Regions from separate parts of the Homo sapiens genome. Here regions 1 and 2 are each linked to region 3. Evidence: read pairs that join two places in POLR2A ChIA-PET (ENCODE). Cell type or tissue: PC-9. All regions are shown on one strand. Region 1 overlaps RCOR1 (REST corepressor 1). Region 2 overlaps EIF5 (eukaryotic translation initiation factor 5). Region 3 has its middle 28 kb from the start of LINC00605.

Region 1 (5,000 bases), 510 kb after region 3:
CACCAATATGGTGAAACCCCGTCTCCACTAAAAATACAAAAATTAGCTGGGTGTGGCGGTGGGCATCTGTAATCCCAATTACTTGGGAGGCTGAGGCAGGAGAATCACCTGAACCTGGGAGGCAGAGGTTACAGTGAGCCGAGATCATGCCACTGCACTCCAGCCTGGGCAACAGAGCAAGACTCTGTCTCAAAATAAATAAATAAAAATTAATTAAATTAAATTAAAAAGAACACCCCTCATAAAGAAAACTCTTTCACTTGTTTCAGAGAGGCAATATAATGGGAAACTGGCCTGTTCCAAGTTTGCCCTTAATTCAATCTTCTTTTTTTTTTTTTTTTTTTTTGAGACGGAGTCTCACTCTGTCGCCCAGGCTGGAGTGCAATGGAGTGATCTAGGCTCACTGCAACCTCCGCCTCTGGGGTTCAAGTGATTCTCTCACCTCTGTCTCCCCAGTAGCTGGGATTACAGGCACGCACCACCAAGTCCGGCTAATTTTTGTATTTTTACTACAGACAGGGTTTCACCATGTTAGCCAGGCTGGTCTCGAACTCCTGACCTCAAGTGATCTGCCCGCCTTGGCCTCCCAAAGTGCTGAGATTACAGGTGTGATCCACTGCACCCAGTCAGTCAATCATCAGATCTTGAGAGTAAACATGTAAAATGATATTTAAAATTCCACTAGATTAATAAACCAAAATCTCTAATATCAAAAAGGATGAGTAAGACTTCTGTGTTATATTAGTCTTAACTTAAGCAACAAAAACATCATCAGAAAAGTTAAGAAATTAGCTCCAAGAAGAAGTAAATCGGTCTTAAATTAGGATTAAAACATGGGTTTAAATGAACCAGTATGCCATTACTCCTTGAACATGAGGACATATCGCCTAAAAGGACTCACCAAAAGCATACATACAGGTGGGAAATCCTAAATCTATGCACTGACACTAAGCACACATCCATATCCAGCACCGTGAGGCACAACACTTTGCAAAGATATCCTCAAAAATATTTTTCACGAGTTTCTACCCTATGTGTTTTGGGTTTACATAGTCAACCTAAATTATATAAGGAAAAAAAAAAAAGATTAGGCTTTAGAAGATGTTTCTAGCCAGGTGCAGTGATTCACGCTTATAATCCCAGCACTTTGGGAGGCTGATGCGGGTGGATCACATGAGGTCAGGAGTTCGCGACCATCCTGGCCAACATGGTGAAACCCCTCTCTACTAAAAATACAAAAATGAGCCATGCATGGTGGTGTATGCCTGAAATCCCACCTGCTTGGGAGGCTGAGGCAAGAGAATCACCTGAACCTGGAAGGCGGAGGTTGCAGTGAGCTGAGATTGCGCGACTGCACTACACCCTGGGCGACAGAGTGAGACCTGATCTCAAAAAAAAAAAGAAAAGAAAAGAAACCTTTTCTGAGCAGGTGCTGTGGGAGTAATCCCAGCACTTTGGGAGGCTGAGGTGGGTAGATCGCTTGAGTCAGAAGTTCAAGACCAGCCTGGCCAACATGGTAAAACCCCATCTCTACTAAAAATACAAAAAATCAGCCAGGTATATGGTGGCAAGCCTGCAGTCCCAGTTACCTAGGAGGCTGGAACAGGAGAATTGCTTGAACCCAGGAGGCAGAGGTTGCAGTGATGGCACCACTGCACTCCAGCCTGGGTGACAGAGTGAGACTCCATCTCAAAACAAACAAATAAACAAAAAAACAGAAACATTTTCTTAAAAATGTCTCAGCTTGGCGGGACACCGTGGCTCACACCTATAATCCCAATACTCAGGGAGGCTGAGCAGGCGGATCGCTTGAGGTCAGGAGTTTGAGACCAGCCTGGCCTACATGGTGAAACCCTACCTCTACTGAAATACAAAAATTAGCTGAGTGTGGTGGCACATGCCTATAATCCTAGCTACTCAGGAGGCTGAGGCAGGAGAATCGCTTGAACCCGGGAGGTGGAGGTTGCAGTGAGCCTAGATCACACCACTGCACTCCAGTCTGGGCGACACAGCGAGACTCTGTCTCCAAAAAAAAAATAAAAAAAATAAAAAAATCTCAGCAAAGTGATTTCAAAGAATGAAAAGAATCTGTTTCCACTCAAATAAATGGGTACATCAAGAAACATTACAACTTACACAAGCTTAATCTTAATTTTGGAATCCACTGCATTAGTTGGTTCATAGGTTTATTTCACGTGTGTGTGTGTGTGTGTGTGTGTGTGTGTGTGTGTGACAAAAAGTCTCACTCTGTTGCCCAGGCTGGAGTGCAGTGGCGCGATCTCGACTGACCGCAACCTCCACCTCCCAGGTTCAAGGAATTCTCTTGCCTCAGCCTCCTGAGTAGCTGGGATTACAGACGCCTGTGACCACACCCGGCTAATTTTTGTATTTTTAGTAGAGACGGGGTTTCACCATGTTGGCCAGGCTGGTCTTTAACTCCTGACCTCAGGCAATTCGCTCGCCTCAGCCTCCCAAAGTGCTAGGATTACAGGTATGAGCCACTATGCTCAGCCTTCTCCTTCATTTTTTTGTTTCATACATACAACCAGTGGGAGATAGGGGACAGACAAGCTAGAAGGAAATATTTATTGATCACCTATTATGTGCCAGACACTTTCACAAATATGAGCTTGTAATCTTCGCAACTTTCTGAACTATTAATAGATACCTAAAGCAGTGCTTAAAAATTAAGACTATAAAAAACATAGGAAAATACTGTGATAAAGCAAAAACAAAAGCAAATTATAAAACATGCCATAGTTAAGGTATTGAGAGGAAGGAATGTCAATGAGCTTCACAAAGGGAAAAATGCCCATGAGTCATTCAGCTTCCTGCCATTCTAAAGTAAAGTACAACAGGTCAGATATTCTCCAGTATTTAAACAGAATCCTTGTAGAAAATAAATCAGAAAACTGCCTCCAGGAAGGGAAAATGGAAGGCCAGGAATGCCTAAGAAATGTACTTCTCTTGTGCATAACCCTTTTGCATCTTTTAATTTTGTACCATATGCCTGTATTGCCTATCCAAATATTCAACAAAATTTAGCTTAAAAAAAAAAAAAAAAAAAAAAAAAGGTTGTCCGCGGTGGTGAATGCCAGAGACCCCAGCACTTTGGGAGGCTGAGGAGGGAGGATGGCTTGAGGCCAGGAGTTTGAGACCACCCTGGGCAACATGGCAAGACCTTATCTCTACAAAAAATGTTTTTAAAGTGAGCCAGGCTAGTGTCACCTACCTCCAGTCCCAGCTACTTGGGAGACTGAGACAGGAGGATCCTTTAAGCCCAGGAGACTGACACTGCAGCAAGCCTTGATCATGTCACTGCACTCCAGCCTAGGTGACGAAGAGATCTTGTCTCAAAAAAAAAGGAAAAGAACAGGAAAAAAAAAAAAAAAAAAAACTCAACCACAGGGAAAGAGGTGTGGCCAAGATACCAATTCTATATTTTTTTTCTTTTTTTAAAAATTTTTTTCTTTATTTTCTTGTAGAGACAGGTTCTCACTATCTTGCCCAGGCTGGTCTCAAACTCAGGCTCAAGTGATCCTCCCCATCTTCGCCTCTCAAAGTGCTGGTATTACAGGTGTCAGCTAGTGCGCCTGGCCTCATTAATTCTAAATTACAAAGATCAGACTTAATCATATTCCCTCTGCAGAGAACTGTGGTTCCAACAAACACACTACTCCCTAGGCCACCCACATCATGAAAAGGTGTGTGTCATCGGAAACCCACAGCCATTATGCGGCATTACTCAAATACTAAATGACAAGCTCAAATTAGAACTACATCTTGTCTTTTACCTACTCTTCATTTTTACCCAAGTGCCTGGCTCAAAATGGAAACTGTATTTTACATGATGGCTATTGTATTAGTCTGTTCTCACACTGCTATAAAAAAATACCTGGCCGGGCGCAATGGCTCAGACCTGTAATCCCGACACTTTGGGAGGCTGAGGCGGGCAGATCACCTGAGGTCAGGAGTTCGAAACCATCCTGGCTAACACGGTGAAACCCTGTCTCTACTAAAAATACAAAAAATTAGCCAGGCGTGGTGGCAGGCACCTGTAGTCCCAGCTACTCGGGAGGCTGAGGCAGGAGAATGGCGTGAACCCGGGAGGCAGAGCTTGCAGTGAGTGGAGATCGCACCACTGCACTCCGGCCTGGGCGACAGAGCCAGACTCCGTCTCAAAAAAAAAAAAAAAAAAAAGAAAGAAAGAAAGAAAGAAAGAAAGAAAGAAAGAAAGAAAGAAAGAAAGAAAGAAAGAAAGAAGGAAATACCTGAGATGAGACTAGGTAATTTATAAAGAGAAGAGGTTTCAATGGCTCAAGGTTCTGCAGGCTGTACAGGAAGCATGATGCTGGCATCTGCTCAGCTTCTAGGGAGGCCTCAGTAAACTTATAATCATGGTGGAAGGCAAAGGGAAAGCAAGCACATATAACATGGCCAGAGGAGGAGCAAGAGAGACAAGAGGGAGGTGCTACACACTTTTAGACGACCCGATCGCCCGAGAGCTCACTCACTATCATGAAAATAGCACCAAGGGGGATATCCACCCCCATGATCCAATCATGGGCCCCCACCTCCAACACTGGGGATGACAATTCGACACAAGATTTGGCTGGGGACACAGATTCAAACCACAACTATCAGCTATAAACATCTAACACAAGCCTTTTAGGAACTACTAAAGAATAACACTATAGGCTGCACGTGGTGGCTCATGCCTGTAATCCCAACGCTTTGGGAAGCCGAGGCCAGCCTGGACAACGTGGCAAAACCCTGTCTCTACCAAAAATAGAAAAAATTAGCTGGGCACGGTAGCGAGTGCCTGTGGTCCCAGCTACTCAGGAGGCTGAGGTGGGAGGATCGATTGAGCCCAGGAGGCGGAGGCTCCAGTGAGGCAAGATTGCACCACTACACTCCAGCCTGGGTGAAAGTAAGACAAGTCTCAATTAAAAAATAATAATAGGCTGGGTGCAGTAGCTCACGCCTGTAATCCCAGCACT
Region 2 (5,000 bases), 190 kb before region 3:
CTGGGACCCATGCTGACACCACAGCTGCCATCTTGAGAGACACTGGTTGCCATGGCCACTCTGAGAATCTTAGACATGTAATGAAATACATAATTTCATATTTTATATATTTTAATTGAAATATCTGTATATACAATATATATCTTGTATATCTATTTTATCTATTTTTTTTTTGAGACAGGGTCTTACTCTGTCCCCCAGGCTCAAGTGCAGTGGCATGATCATGGTTCACTGTAGCCTCAACTTCCCAGGCTTAAGCGAGTTCCCCATCTCAGCCTCCTGAGTAGCTATGACTACAGACATGTGCCACCACATACTGCTAGTTTTTTGTACTTTGTTTTATTTTTTGAGACAGAGTTTTGCTCTTGTCGCCCAGACTGGAGTGCAATGGCCGATCTCGGCTCACTGTAACCTCTGTCTCCTGGGTTCAAGCGATTCTCCTGCCTCAGCCTCCCGAGTAGCTGGGATTACAGATGCCTGCCACCACACCTAGCTAATGTTTGTATTTTTAGTACAGACAGGATTTCACCATGTTGGCCAGGCTGGTCTCGAACTCCTGACCTCAGGTGATCCAGCCACCTGGGCCTCCCAAAGTGCGGGATTACAGACATAAGCCACCGTGCCCGGCCTAAGGTAAAATTTACATGCAATGAAATGAACAAATTTGGGACAAATGCATATACCCATACACCTATGTAACCCAAACTTCTATCAAGATATAAAACATTGCTGTCACCGTGGAAGGTTCCCCTGTGCCCTTTCCCATCAATCCCCACCCCACACCATCCACAGAAGCAATCACTGTCTTGATTTCTTCACCACAGATCAGTGTAGCCTGTTTTAGAACTTCATATAAATGGAACTGTACATACGTATTCTTCTTTGTTAAGGCTTCTTTCATTTAGTACATTTTTGAGATTCATAACTTTTGTTGTGCACATTAGTAATTCATTCCTTTTTATTGTTAATATCCAATTTTGAGCATATGGTACAGTTTGTTTATCCATTCTCCTGTTAATAGGTCCTTGTGATGTTTACAGTTTGGGATTATTATGAAAAAAAGCTGCAATAGCCATTCTCATAAGTGTTTTCAGGAACGCTTGCTTTCATATTTATTTATTTATGTATTTCTTGCATCAAAGTCTCGATCTTTCACCAGGCTGGAGTGCAGTGGCACGACCTCAGCTCACTGCAAGCTCCGCCTCCTGGGTTCAAGTGATTCACCTGCCGCAGCCTCTCGAGTAGCTGGGACTACAGGCGTGTGCCACATGCCCAGCTAATTTTTGTATTTTTAGTAGCGACAGGGTTTCACCATGTTGGCCAGGATGGTCTGGATCTATTGACCTCGTGATCCACCTCCCTCAGCCTCCCAAAGTGCTGAGATTAGAGGCGTGAGCCACAGCGCCTGGCCTCATTTCTATTAAGTGTGGAGTTCTCTAGGAGTGGAATTGTGGGTTTAGAAGGCAGGTGTATGTTCAGTTTTTGTAAGAAATTGTTAGAACTTTTCCTAAAGTGTTGGTATCATATTACATACCAACCCACAGTATGTAAGAGTTCCAGTGGCCCCACTTCCTCACCATCTATTTGGTGTTGTCAAGTTTCAAATTTCAGCTGTTCTGGTGGGTGTGTAGTGGTATTTCACTACGGCTCTTTTGTAAACTTTTGCTTTATATATTTTGAGAGTATTTCATCGGTGCATTCAGTGATAGAACTGTTATTTCTTTTTTTTTTTTTTTGAGACAGAGTCTTGCTCTGTCGCCCTGGCCGGAGTGCAGTGGTGCGATCTCAGCTTACTGCAACCTCTGCTTCCTGGGGTTCAAGCAATTCTCCTGCCTCAGCCTACTGAGTAGCTGGGATTACAGGCACTCACCTCCACGCCTGGCTAATTTTTGTATTTTTTAGTAGTGGCCAGGCTGGTCTCGAACTCCTGACCTCAGGTGACCCACCCGCCTTGGCCTCCCAAAGTGCTTAGATTACAGGCGTGAGCCACCGTGCCCAGTCAGAACTTTTATTTCTGATGTGTTGAATTGTTCATCACATTGTGCTGATCCTCTTTATTCCTAATGACTTTTCTTGGTTTGTCAACAAAATAAACAGAGAGAGGCTCTCTCAAAGAAAAAGGTATCTGCGAACAGGGCATTGCAATGGGAATATGCATGTCATAGTGAGCTATGTGTGTACTTTAGGAAGGTAAAGGGAGAGAATAGCTTTTAAAGGAAAAGTGAGGAGGATTACATAATTGTTTTGAGATAATCAGCCTTGGCCATGAAGGTCAATAACAAGGCCGACGCCGGTCCAAGGTTGGACAGGCAGTTGCTGGGTAGATGTCCTTGTAGAAGTATTATTTGTGGAAGGTTGTGACGGCCTTTGTGCAGGTTGTGGTTTTTGCAGTCTTTTGTGATCGTTGACAGTCGTGATAGGACAAACAAGCATGAGAATGCTCTCTTCACAGCCTCACCTGGCTCTATTTCTCAGGGTTTTTTTTTGTTTGGTGTTTGCCTTTTAAAATACAAATGACTCCATTCTCATTCTGACAGCCTTCACGTTTCCGCCTCTGGTCAGCATCTCTCTCTGAAAGCATCGCTGGTCAGTCATCCTGTGGCTGGGTCTTGATTGTCCCTTGATACCAGGGTGGATCTGTCCTGGCTGCCAGTCTTGTCCCACACTGCAGGGAGTGATTGGGGACTAGGAGCCAGTGTCAAAACCTTCTAGCCACCTGTGAACAACGAGGGAGGTTCGAAGGGAGTGGCTGTCAGCTAAGTCTACTTAGAGTCCATTATTGAGTTCAATTTTGTCTGTTCCATAGTTTTTTTGCAATCATTTCAAAGCGCCAGGCCAGCATTATTCTGTTAGGAGTTGTACTTCTGTAAAATTTCTTTTTTTGAGACAGGGTCTTGCTCTGACACCCAGGCTGGACTGCGGTGGTACGATCATAGCTCTCTGCAACCTTGAACTCTTGGGCTCAAGGGATCCTCCTACCTTAGCCTCTTGAGTAGCTGGGACTACAGGTGCAGGCCACTGTGCCTGGCTAAATTTTTCAGTTTTTTTTGTAGAGACAGGGTATCACTTTGTTGCCCAGGCTGGTCTCAAACTCCTGGTCTCAAGTGATCCTCCTACCTCAGCCTCCCAAAGTGTTGGGATTACAGGCGTGAGCCACTGTGCCCGACCAGAATATCTTTTTTATCCTGTGAGAGAATGTCAGGAGTTTGGATTGGTGTTTTAGATGGTGGCAACTGCCCTAGTGGCTTTTAATTAGACATCCTGAGCCCACTATTTAAAACGTGGAAGGTGTTTAGAAAAAAACCCAGGGAAACGAGTGAAACCAAATCACAGGACACCAAGAGATGAGTGTTCACAAAATTTTAACCCAGGCATGCAGATCAAATTACACGCTCAGACCAAAAGTGAATTCACCAGAAATGACATGCCTCACAGATAGAATGTGAATTCAATAGAAACCAGAATACTCAAGCTAGAGACCTCTGTCTTTATACCAGAAAGGACTTACCAGAAAAGTCAGTCTTTTATCATCTCAGGAGGGATGTAAGGTTCTTTATTAAGGTGGCCTTATAACCAAACCTGATCTTGAATATCAAAAAGCCTCTACCAAAAAAAAAAAAAAAAGAAAAGAAAAAAAAATAGGCCAGGCACAGTGGCTCACGCCTGTAATCCCACCACTTTGGGAGGCCAAGGCGGGCAGATCACGAGGTCAGGAGATCGAGACCATCCTGGCTAACATGGTGAAACCCCGTGTCTACTAAAAATACAAAAAATTAGCCGGATGTGGCAGCGTGCGCCTGTCGTCCCAGCTACTCTGGAGGCTGAGGCAGGAGAACGGGGTGAATCCAGGAGACGGAGCTTGCAGTGAGCCGGGATTGCGCCACTGCACTCCAGCCTGGGCTACAGAGCAAGACTCCGTCTCAAAAAAAAAAAAAAGGAAAAAAAGAAAAAAGAAAAGAAAAACAAAGCCTCCACCAAAAACAGGGAGGGCTGGCCTGAGAGAAGACTCACCAGGGACAAAAATTTGAGCCATGGAAGCCTACAGCGCAAAGGGCTCATGCATACTGGCCAAAAAAGAGTATTTTTTTCTGATAGTCATCTTTCTTTAGGTCCCATTTCTGACCCCATTTATGTCAATTAAATGAGAGAGACGAGCTCTCTAAAAGAAAGATATGTATTCAGGAATAGGGCATTGCAATGGGAATACACGTCATTGTGAGCTGTGTGTGTACTTTAGGGAGGTAAAGGGAGAGAATTTTTTTTTTTTTTTTGAGATGGAGTCTCACTCTGTCGCCCAGGCTGGAGCACAGTAGCACGATCTCGGCTCACTGCAACATCCACCTCCCAGGTTCAAGCGATTCTCCTGCCTCAGCCGAGTAGCTGGGATTACAGGCATGCACCACCCCACCTGGCTAAGTTTTTGTATTTTTAGTAGAGATGAGGTTTCGCCACATTGGTCAGGCTGGTCTCAAACTCCCAACCTCAGGTGATCCACCCTCCTCGGCCTCCCAAAGTGCTGTTATTACAGGCGTGAGCCACCACGCGTGGCCGAGAATGGTTTTTAAAGGATAAATGAAGATTACATAACTGTTTTGAGATTACCACCTGTGGCTACAAAGATCCATAACAAGGGCGATGCAAGTCCACAGCTGGACAGGCTGTTGCTGGGTAGATGTCCTTGAAGTATTTTTTGCATAAGGCTGTGATGCTTTTTGTGCAAGGCTGTGGTTTTTGCAATCTTTTGTGATAATTTCGTTATTGGGCATACCAGCATGAGACCCTTCACCATCGCAAGACTGCAAACCCTACTCTATTTGTTCGGGTTGTTTTTTTGTTTCTTGAACACAAGTGACTCCGCTTTGATTGACAACTTTCACACTTTATTAAAATCTACTTTTTTCTGAGATTCAAAGAGCTACATTTTTGGTTAGTGTATGTCTACTATACCTTTTTTCATCCTTTCAACATCTTTTGTCACATTTTAGGTGATGCTCTTGTAA
Region 3 (5,000 bases):
AGGAATGCATGTTCTTACTTTGGGCTATAATTCCAGGCTTGAGGGTGAGGCCCTCACTGGGGACTCACCCTCTTCTGCCCAGAATTTCCCCGCCTCCTGTCCCTATCATGATTATGTTCAAGTACAAGGTGGGGCTTCTGTCCAAACACCAAGGACGGAAGCCAGGACAAAGAGGGGCCAGAGACAACAGAAACACACCCACCGGGCCACAGAATTAGTCTCCATTCTGCTGGACTGGACTCTGTGCCCCGGTACTTCTATTCTGTATCCCGAGTCTCACTTCAGATCTTTCTTGCAGTTCATGTGTCCAAAATTCACTGTGTCCAAAATTATGTTCTACGTGTCCAGAAGTATTTGATTTCAGTGATGATACTTTTTTGTTTTTAAAAGTCTTATTTAGTTATTTCCCATCTTTCTAGTATTTTAATAGAATTTAAACATGACAAATGAAACATAGTATTTTGTCCTTTAAATATTAACTTTGTGTATCTATCAAGTCATCCTGTAGTTGGAAATTTCAGACGTCCCCAGTCCATTTTTTTGTCTAAAGGCAGTCACTCAGGTGTCTGTGCCCTCTCCGATCTATAACATGGCTCATGGGTTCCCCTTCACTGGAGCTGTGCCCAAGGGCATCCTGGCAGCCTGTCTACACTGAAGATACATTGCTCCATAGACTTCACCCTTTGTGTGAAGCTCCTGGGGAACTTCTTACTGCTTTAAAATGTAGGAGATTTTTGGTTGTTTGTTTTAGAAAACAAACAAATTGAAAAGATAGCTTGTTATACTGATAGAAGCAGTAGACAGCCAAATGCCTAGGCCGATAAGGAAAGGTCCTCAGAGACCCTCCGACCCGTCCAGGTCACTGTGCACAGGGGGCTCACCTAAACATGCCCTCAGTGAAAAATTCCATCCCTTCACACATGCGCAGTAAGGGAAATAAATCAATGTGGTGTGGCTCAGACTAACGGCTCACATGCGCACTGGAAGAAAGGGATGGAGCCTTCAGGAATCCATGCCCTATGCTGGGAAGGAGACTGGCCTCTTCAGCTTGTGCATGGTGGCCTGGTATTCAATCTGTGAGGTAGGAGCTGGCTGGTGGGACCCCTCTCTCTGCTGAAAGTTCCCCTTTTGCTTAATAAATTCCACTCTCTTCACCCTTCAATATGTCCATGTGCCTAATTTTTCCTGGTCGTGAGACAAGAACCTGGATTTAGCTGAACTAAGGAGCAAAATATCCTACATCAATACTATTGAAAAGATAGTTTGTTATACTCACAGGTACCAAGAGCAGGGGCCATGCCACAGAGGGGCCACACAGGGAAGTACCAGGATCTGTCAGGAGGCAGAGAGGGCAGAAAAACATGGGCAAGAGCCTTTATCAGGGTTTCTGCAGGAAGGAACACGTGAGGCAGGATGAATGGTTTAAGACTGCCACGCATGAATAAAATAATTTCACGGGCTCTGGCACATAGGGACTGCCCCTAGATGTCTGGTACCTGGTTCTAGGGTGCTCAGGACAGGTGGAGACGGGCCCAGAGTGTTAGAGCCAGTAGAGGAGGTGGCTGGGTAGGAGCTCTGGTTTGGTGGCTGCCGTATGGTGGCGTGCGTGTAGGCTGGTCCTTTACTCTCTAGGAACGGGCTAATCAAGACCCCAGATGTAAAGCATCATGTGCAGAAGCTAGAAACAGGGTCATCTCGGCTACCCACACCTCCCTGTCAGAGTCTTAGCTTGCAGTTCCTAAAACTGCACATGGGGTGAGTTTGAGCTGCATGCTGACATGAAGACTGGCCTTGGCTTCCAAGTTACAGAGACTTTTCTCTTTCCAGAGATCAAACCAAGACAAGCTTCATCCTTGACACTTTTTGAAAGAAAAAGGAATTTTTCCCTCTTAATCCACCAGTTCCACTGTGAGTAGAGCCCTTCACAATTACGGGCTTCATTCAGGGGTGTCAGTGCTAACCTTTCACAGAACAAGGCCTGGTTCCCCATCCTAATATGGCCGTTGAAATGGAAGTGTCTTGGTTACCTGGCCTAGCAAATCTCCCCAGGGCCACTGTAGCATCTGTGTCAGCTTAGTGCCTGCTTTGCAGCTCCTTTTCATTTTTGGCCAATAGAGTTTTCCCTTGATTAGGCTCTCAGCCATGAATGAAAGGACGTTTGGTATTTCCTCCAAAATTTCCTAGCATGCACTGCGGGAGGTTTTGTAGGGAACCAAACCCATCTCACTTTTGGACAGGACAGTGGCATTTGTTTTGCAATAACTGCTTCTACCCTGTGTTCAGAGTGGCAGACAGAGGACTCCGAGGGTGGACGTCACAGTGGCTGTGACCCTGGCTGTCTGGCTTTCCTCTCTGCAATGCCAGCAGATTCTATGGCTCACTTTCCACAGGTCCTGAGCCTGAGAAACCTCAGGAATGCAGGTAGAGCCATTACCCTCTGTAAGAATGACACAGCCCAGCTAGGATGGGGTCATTGCAGGGACAGCCTCCTCCCCAGGGAGCTGGGAGCACAGGTTTCAGTGCTGGAGAACTCACGGGTCAGAGTCTTTGCCTCCACTGGAACTGGAGAAGTGAGCAGGAATGCAGGCAGGAGGCTGTCAGGGTGCAGGCAGGAGGCTATTGAGGTGCAGGCTGTGGGGGGTGCAGGCAGGAGGCTGTGGGGGGGTGCAGGCAGGAAGCTGTGGGGGGGTGCAGGCAGGAGGCTGTGGGGGGGTGCAGGCAGGAAGCTGTGGGGGGGTGCAGGCAGGAAGCTGTGGGGGGGTGCAGGCAGGAGGCTGTTGGGGTGCAGGCTGTGGGGGGTGCAGGCAGGAGGCTGTCGGGAGTGCAGGCAGAAGGTTGTAGGGGTGCAGGCAGGAGGCTGTTGAGGTGCAGGCTGTCGGGGTGCAGGCTGTGGGGATGCAGGCTGTGGGGTCCTGTCTCATGGCCCAGTCAGTGACTCGTCCTCCTGGGTCTCTGGGCTTCGCGCCTGATTGATCATCGGAATCACTGCAGGCAGGGACGGGGTGTTGAAAACTCGGGTCTTTATTCAACATCCCCATTATTCTGATTTGCTGGGGCTGGGGCTAGGGCTGCGCCAGCATCTGGGCCCTGGAGGAGACCCCTTGGGGGTTTCTGCAGCACAACCCAGCACTGGGATCCCCTGCTCCTGTGGGGAGAACACGGCGGATTTTCAGTGGCCAGGAGGGAACGCAAAAGTGGATGGACTCTTGCTCTAAATTGTCATTTCGGCTCTCCCAGACTCCTGGCAGCCAAGGAGAAGGAAGAGATCCTGACTTCGTGTTGAGTGAGGCTTTGTAACTGTCCCGACATGCACACACCTCATATCATGTGCCAGGTGGGGGAATTCAGCGGCAGAGAACTCTTGCATTTCTCTCCTTAAATGCCTGTTCTTCGCAGACCTGTGAAAACTTAGAAATAGTTAAAAACAGGCCGGGCGCAGTGGCTCACACCTGTAATCCCAGCCCTTTGGGAGGCCAAGGCGGGTAGATCACTTGAGGTCTTGAATTCAAGACCAGCCCAGCCAGCATGAAAAAACCCTGTCTCTACTAAAAATTCAAAAATTAGCCAAGCTTGGTGGTGGGTGCCTGTAATCCCAGCTACTCGGGAGGCTGACGCAGGAGAATCTCTTAAACCCGGGAGGTGGAGGTTGCAGGGAGCTGAGATCGTGCCACTGCACTCCAGCCTGGGCGACAGAGCAAGACTCTGTCTAAAAAAGAAAAAAAAGAAAGAAAGAAATAGTTAAAAACAAAACGGTTCACTGTCTTATCTTCCTGTTGCAACAGAAGTCACTGGTAATCTCTGACAGTTCAGTTAAACAGACTCAATTCAGATTTTAAGACAGTCTCTCACAGTTTTAAACCACATAAGATGTCAACGAAAAGAGTCAAACTCGGTGAAAGATTCGAAGAGATTTATTCTGAACCAAATATAAGTGACCATGGCCCATGACCCAGCCCTTGTGCCCAAGGGGACCAGGGCGTAGCCTCCGTTTTATACATTTCAGGAGACCTGAGACATCAATCAGATTCATGTAAGAAATACGTTGGTTCAGCCTAGAAAGGCGGGACGACTTCAAGTGGGGGACTTCCAAGTTATAGGTAGACTTAATTTAAAATTTTTCTGATGGCAATTGGTTGAAAGAGTTATTATCGGCCAGGTGTGGTGGCTCATGCCTGTAATCCTAGCACTTTGGGAGGCTGAGGCAGGCAGATCACGTGAGGTCAGGAATTCAAGACCAGGCTGGCCAACATGGCAAAACCCTGTCTCTACTAAAAATACAAAAATTAGCTGGGTGTGGTGGTGGGCGCCTGTAATCCCAGCTACCTGGGAGGCTGAGGCGGGAGAATCACTTGAATCCGAGAGGCGGAGGCTGCAGTGAGCTGAGATTGAGCCACTGCACTCCAGCCTGGGTGACAGTGAGACTCCATCTCAAAAAAAAAAAACGAGTTATTATCAATAGAAAGGAATGTCTGGGTTATGATAAGGGGTTGTGGAGACAAAGCTTTTATCCTGCAGATGAAGCCTCCAGGTAGCAGGCTTCAGAGAGAATAGCTTGTAAATACTTCTTATCAGGCTTAAGGTCTGTGTTGATCTTAAACACTGGTTGGCTTTTCCAGAACTCACAAAGGGAGGAGGGCATCGTGAGGCATGTCCCACCCTGCTTCCTGGCATGGTCTGAACCAGTTTTTCAGGTTAGCTTTGGAGTGCCCTGGCTGAGAGGTGGGGTCCATTCTGATGGATGGGGAGCCTCAGAATTGTATTTTTGGTTTACAAAGAGGACTTCTGATTCTGGTCAAAATGGGACAAGGACCAGGTTTACCCTCTGCTCTGAAACAACTGAAAAACCTGAGGCTGGGCGTGGCTCACATCTCTAATCCTAGCACTTTGAGGGGCCAAGTTGGCACATCACTTGAGGCCAGGAGTTCAAGACCAGCCTGGCCAACACGGCAAAACCCCATCTCTACATTAGCAGAGCACGGTGGTGTGCTCCTGTAGTCCCA

What was found. Peaks named below come from ENCODE experiments on the same cell type or tissue, not always from the same donor. Only the 100,000 strongest peaks of a DNase experiment are listed, where the experiment ranks them.
Region 1: POLR2A ChIA-PET joins it to region 3 with 6 read pairs; 1 of 35 experiments calls an interaction of 5 or more read pairs at or near these places.
Region 2: POLR2A ChIA-PET joins it to region 3 with 23 read pairs; 1 of 35 experiments calls an interaction of 5 or more read pairs at or near these places.

Annotation. Positions count from the first base shown.
Region 1 is chr14:102,653,184-102,658,183 of GRCh38, reverse strand. The region is part of intron 2 of RCOR1 (REST corepressor 1); the gene reads right to left. Among named protein-coding and RNA genes, the nearest start is that of RCOR1, 63 kb to the right of the region's middle. RefSeq lists an enhancer at 4,417-4,916. In PC-9, no CTCF peak of the experiment used is centred here; a DNase peak (open chromatin) is centred at 2,823; H3K27ac peaks cover 1,663 bases.
Region 2 is chr14:103,344,884-103,349,883 of GRCh38, reverse strand. EIF5 (eukaryotic translation initiation factor 5) reads right to left here. Exons shown (of 12, transcript NM_001969.5): 12 at 4,859-5,000. Among named protein-coding and RNA genes, the nearest start is that of SNORA28, 9.5 kb to the right of the region's middle. In PC-9, no CTCF peak of the experiment used is centred here; no DNase peak of the experiment used is centred here; H3K27ac peaks cover 907 bases.
Region 3 is chr14:103,158,532-103,163,531 of GRCh38, reverse strand. No RefSeq gene overlaps it. Among named protein-coding and RNA genes, the nearest start is that of LINC00605, 28 kb to the left of the region's middle. In PC-9, no CTCF peak of the experiment used is centred here; DNase peaks (open chromatin) are centred at 2,401 and 4,601; H3K27ac peaks cover 4,508 bases.